Regions from separate parts of the Mus musculus genome. Here region 1 is linked to region 2. Evidence: chromatin contacts called from ENCODE Hi-C or POLR2A ChIA-PET data. All regions are on one chromosome and are shown on one strand. Each heading gives the region's core, a stretch centred on a gene start or an enhancer-like site at or near the end of the contact. The rest is flanking DNA. Distances are from core to core; before and after follow the strand shown. Region 1 holds the start of Id3 (inhibitor of DNA binding 3). Region 2 holds the start of Rpl11 (ribosomal protein L11).

Region 1 (2,757 bases), core at 75-2,574, 90 kb before region 2:
TCTCGGAAAAGCCAGTCTTTTAGACTTGAGTCAGGGTGGGGACAGAGTGACGTTGCCCAGCTGCTGACCAGCGTGTGCTAGCTCTTCAGGCCACCCAAGTTCAGTCCTTCTCTCGGGCTCCAGGTCCAGCCTCGAGGCGTTGAGTTCAGGGTAAGTGAAGAGGGCTGGGTTAAGATCGAAGCTCATCCATGCCCTCAGGCTTCCGGCTGGAGAGAGGGTCCCAGAGTCCCAGGGTCCCAAGCGGAACGGGCGCCAGCACCTGCGTTCTGGGCGGGGGAGGAGAGAAGAGCGAGGGAGCCGTCAGTTTCCGCCGAGCGCGCCCAGGCGGAGGATGCCGCAGACTGGCCGGCGCCAGGGAGGAAACTCGGTCTCTACCTCCAGCTGATAACTCCGCTCCCCACACTGCCTCCACCCAGTTGGCGCCAAAGGACCACAGGCGGAGTCACCACTCCCCCTCCCGCTTAGAAATAACACTAGTGGAAAGGGGGGAGGGCTTCCTTTACTCCAAGGCTCATTTGGTGCGACCCGCGCGCCCACTTGCCCTGGGCTCTGGCCACCCGGGATGAGAAGGGACAGCGTGTCTAAGGAATGCACGTGATATTGACATAGGTTCTGTCGTTTATTCTAACTGATTATAGATAAGGCTTTTGCCTTTCAGTGGCTTGGCTTTTTCCCTAAACCGACTGAACCCTAAGCCTTACAATGTTCTGTCAAAGGCAGGATTTCCCATGCAAGCCTCCCTCCTCGCCCGCGCCAGGAGAAAGCTTACCGGGAGGTGCCAGGACGACCGGGTCAGTGGCAAAAGCTCCTCTTGTCCTTGGAGATCACAAGTTCCGGAGTGAGCTCAGCTGTCTGTGAAAGAAGGTTAGGAGACGAGTTAGCCAAGGGACTCGGGGACGCGATAGGGAAGACCCGCAGCATCCCTGCCCGCACGCTCAGAGCAGCCTGGTCTGGCTCCCTCTCGCACCTGGATCGGGAGATGCGGACCGTCCGGGGGTCCAGGCGCCGGCTCTGCCAGGACCACCTGAAGGTCGAGGATGTAGTCTATGACACGCTGCAGGATTTCCACCTGGCTAAGCTGAGTGCCTCGCGGGACTCCCGGCACCAGTTCCCGCAGGCGCGAGTAGCAGTGGTTCATGTCGTCCAAGAGGCTAAGAGGCTCCTCGGTCGACGGGCTCTTACCGCGGCCTCGCGCAATGGCCAGGCTACGTTCCGACAGGCAGCACACCGCCTCGTAGCAGCCGCGCACCGGGCTCAGCGCCTTCATGTTGGAGAGTAGAGATAGAGAGGGAGGAAAAGAGACACCTAAAGCAGCAAACAGTGCGCGCACGCCTGCAGCGGCCGACTCTTATAGAGTCCTCTCTAGGACACACCCCCTTATTCAAAACAGACCGCCAAGGGTCCACCCCCGCCCGCCCTGGGCACCGCCTCCCCGGTCCTGGGCGTTCACAGTGGGTTTAAATTGCTAACAGGCTTCCTTAGGCTGGTCTGACGCCGAGGACAGCGGAGCCTCGGATGCGAGGAATGAGGAAGCGCTGATACCGAGGAGAGGCGGGGCTCTTGAGCCAGCACAGATTTGAAAAAAAAAAAAAAATCACTTAAAACCATTAACTTTTAAGAATATGCCTTTTCTGGAGGCGCCCAAGTTCTCTGAGGTCCCCTCCCCCCAATACTGGTTCGAACCCACAGCTCTGAGGTCATAAATCCCTTGAACAACTAAAGATCTCTCTCTCCTCTCTCTCTCAAGAATTTTCAAGGGAAACTTGTAAGGAATTAGTGCCGCCTTGTTCCCCAATTTGCTGCTCGTCTGACCTCCAGACTCACTGGCGTCAGGAATTATCTTGTGACCAGAGGGGGAAAAAATTAATTGCGGTGAAGCTGAGGTTACAATGAAGAAAACAGATTTGGGCTAGGCGCTGAGATTGCAGAAGAAGGAGGGAAAGGGAGGTCTAAGCAGAGAACACTATTTATTTGAGCACCAGGGGAAAGAGGATAAGAGCAGTCTGGACCCAGTCCTTTTCCACGGAGAAAGAAAAAGCATGGACCGTTTCCACCGAGAACTCCTTTAGGAACTAAATGTATGCCCGGTTGTGCTTTGGAAGTGAATTTGATTAGGATTTTGGACAAGGTTTCAAATATGGGGGTGCTTGCTGCATAAACCCTTTTAGAAGGTCCCCTCCACGGGCATACATAGAACCAAATGGGTCAGCTGTCTAGCGTTTGCTTCCTCGTTCTGCACAGCCTCCCTCCCTTTGCACACTTTGCACACTCTGTAGAAAACAATAACAATTTCATCGCCGCGTTGTCTGTCCCTTTCTGTTGTGGAAGGGCAGCCACCTGGACATGATTATTCCTCGTCCTGCTGAAGTAGCCCCAGCCACCCATCTGAGAGAGCAGGAGAGCAGCCAGCAGGCAGGCAATCCCATATTGCAAAAGGACAGTGCACTCTATTCTTTGCCTGGCTCTGCTTCCCAGACCCCGAAGCCTCAGCAGTTCCAAAATTCTGGTTTCCATCTTGGGAGAGAACAGGTGGGGTTTTGCAGCCACGAGATTGCTTTCTTAATCAATCAGCCTGGTAAATATTTATGGAGTTGCTTCACATGAAACAGAGGCTCCTGCTCTCAAGAATCTCACAATGTCTGGGGACAAGATTAACACAGGAAACAATTAAGTGTTCAGTAGTGTGTGGCACTGATCAACAGGACAATGGGACCTCTGAGCTGGGACAGTTCCAATAATTGGAAGGACATCGGTCTA
Region 2 (2,700 bases), core at 135-2,634:
TCAGCTTCTGAGGATTCAATGTAACCCTGGAAGGGGGCGTGTCCTATAGTCTGTAACTGATGATCTCTTCTCAGAAGCATCTGTAAGCCATTGTCAGATCTCTCTCTCTCTCTCTCTCTCTCTCTCTCTCTCTCTCTCACCTCTGATGTCCTTTTTCTTTTTAGCTACCATGTCTAATACTTCTTTTGGAAGGTGGGTGTTGCTTGGATGTTGTAGGCTTGACTTAATTATAAAAGTAACAACTTACATACTTCACTGAATTACACAGTAACCCATGACACAGAAGTAGCTGTTTTACACAAGGGGAAAACAGACAGAAGTAATTTTAATTAGTAACTAGCTAGTTGGATCAAACCCACACCTGCCTGTATTCACAGCTCAGGACTCTTATTTTCAAAATTTACTTTTTATTTATTAGTTTATCTGTATTTAAGTTTTTCCTGCACATATGTCCTTGTAAGTGTGTGCCTGGGGTCCTCAGAAGGAAGACAAGGGCATCAGACTGGAACAGCTGATTTAAGCCACTACTCTGATTTGTATACTTGTTAACATAGTTACAAAGTAAAGGGTCTAGAATCTGTATGGTTTCTTTTTATCTTCGCACTTATTTTATGTATGAGTACTCTATCTGCATGTACACCTGCATACCAGAAGAGGGCATCAGATCCCATTACAGATGTCTGTGAGCTACCATGTGGTTGTTGATAATTGAACTCAGGACCTTGGGAAGAGCTGTCAAGTGCTCTTAACTACTGCGCTGTCTCTCCAGCCTCAGCTGATTTTTTTGTTTTTGTTTTTGTTTTTGTTTTTCGAGACAGGGTTTCTCAGTCTAACCTTGGCTGTCCTGGAACTCACTCTGTAGACCAGAATTCAGAAATCCACCTGCCTCTGCCTCCCAAGTGCTGGGATTGAAGGCGTGCGCCACCACTGCCTGGCGTCTCAGCTTATTTATTTATAAAAATTATTTTATTTATATGGGTGTTTTGCCTGTATGCACACATGGCCTGATGCCTGTAGATGCCAGAAGAGGGATCTGTCTCCCTGGAACTGGAGGCACAACCAGTTTTGAAATACCGTGTTCATGCCGGGAATTTTGTTCTTAACTGTAAAGCCTTCTCTCTAGCCCTTTGCTCAACTGATTTAATGGACTTTGGGCAGTGACATCACTCAAGAACCACCAGGTTCTGAGACTGTTCTTGGAGTCATGGACTCAAGAACATACCAGCATCGGACAACCCACGACCTAGTCTTTTGCCCAAGATGACTGCAGTTTCGAGGACAGTCCACTAGAGGTGGCAGCGCCACGACAGCTATGCCTCTCTTTCCCCCTCTCCCCTCGTTTGTCTGCCTAGAAGAAAAGCCCGCCTCCTGACCCATAAGGCCACGGGGCCGGAAGTCTCCCTCTCTCTTCCTGTTCTCCACCATGGCGGTGAGTAGGCGAGAGTTGGCTTTGCCTCGCTTTCATCCGTCTCCATCCGCAGTCGGCGGAGCCCAGGGCGGCTGTCTCGCGGGTGGCCGGAGGAGGACGGAGCCCGCGAGGCTGTTGGCATTAAGCCCGGCGGGACTGGGCGGCCGTGGGGCACCCCCGCCGCATCGCCGCCCATCCTAAGAATGGGGCTCAGGTCTGCAGCCCCGAGGGCCCAGACGCAGTGTCTGGGGGCTGCCGGAAGTGCGAGCGCGACGTGCGGAGGTCCACGGCGGGGCCAAGGGGACACTTGCAGCTTGTGTGGTGCTGGGGAGTTTCTGCGAGTCCTACTCGCAGGACCCGTGCTAGCTTGGGAAGGGGGACGGCATGGCGCAGAGGCCGGTACTTCCTGTAGTTTTGATTAGGGTTACATTGTATACTTTCTACGATCTCTAGTGTCTGTTCCCTACTCGTGGATCCGCTTGGGATTCAGGCTCTCTCTCTGTGTTCGTTCTCTTCCAAACGCGGAGACCTTGGTGGTCCCGAGGGCTTAGGCGGGATCCGGGACGATAGAAGTCAGAGCGGAGAAGACCTTGGCTGTTTCTCGTCTCTGACGGGGCGGGAGGGTGTTGATGGCTGTGTCCCTCTTCGCAGCAAGATCAAGGGGAAAAGGAGAACCCCATGCGGGAACTGCGCATCCGCAAGCTCTGCCTCAATATCTGCGTCGGGGAGAGCGGAGACAGACTGACCCGGGCAGCCAAGGTGTTGGAGCAGCTCACAGGCCAGACCCCGGTGTTCTCCAAAGGTGAGTGGCGGTGGGCTGACCAGAGAGGAGTGGATCTGGAAAGCTTGCTTCATCTGACCGGAGCACGGGTGCAAATGGACTTATAACGTGAGCTGTCGTGGGCCTGGTTGACAGCTAAGAACAGGGTTAATACCGTACACTGTTGGCATGAGGTCCTATCCATGCTTTTATTTGTATTTGTGTGTGTGTGCATGGGTACTCTGTTTGCATGCATGCCCACATGACAGAAGAGGGAATCAGATCCCGTTTCTGTTGGTTGTGAACAACCGTGTAGGTCCTCAGAACCTGTTAAACCTCTGAGCCATCTTTCCAACACCCCCCCACCAGTGCTTCTTAACTTCTGGCTCTGCCTCAACTCACTTAAAATGAATTGTGATTCCCTTGTTTGGCCACATGACAGGAGTTACCTTGCTAGAAACATGGAGTCTGTTGCTAGTGTGGTTGTGGGTGGTCTGTGATTGGGTTTGGATACTGTTTCTTAGGACCACAG

Evidence for each region. A loop is a pair of places that touch in the nucleus more often than their neighbours do. ChIA-PET counts read pairs that join two places held with the same protein, here RNA polymerase II (POLR2A).
Region 1: POLR2A ChIA-PET joins it to region 2 with 99 read pairs in Patski. The contact joins the promoter of Id3 here to the promoter of Rpl11 in region 2. A Hi-C loop is called at or near these places in 8 of 37 maps with a recorded cell type or tissue (ES-E14, gastrocnemius and mouse trophoblast stem cell). POLR2A ChIA-PET finds 5 or more read pairs at or near these places in 5 of 5 experiments (Patski and embryonic stem cell).

What each region holds. Positions count from the first base shown.
Region 1 is chr4:136,142,389-136,145,145 of GRCm38, reverse strand. It overlaps Id3 (inhibitor of DNA binding 3), which reads right to left and starts at 1,324. Exons shown (of 3, transcript NM_008321.2): 1 at 968-1,324; 2 at 770-852; 3 at 1-266. The coding sequence starts at 1,267. The coding sequence ends at 793.
Region 2 is chr4:136,052,077-136,054,776 of GRCm38, reverse strand. It overlaps Rpl11 (ribosomal protein L11), which reads left to right and starts at 1,384. Exons shown (of 6, transcript NM_025919.3): 1 at 1,384-1,429; 2 at 2,060-2,210. The coding sequence starts at 1,424.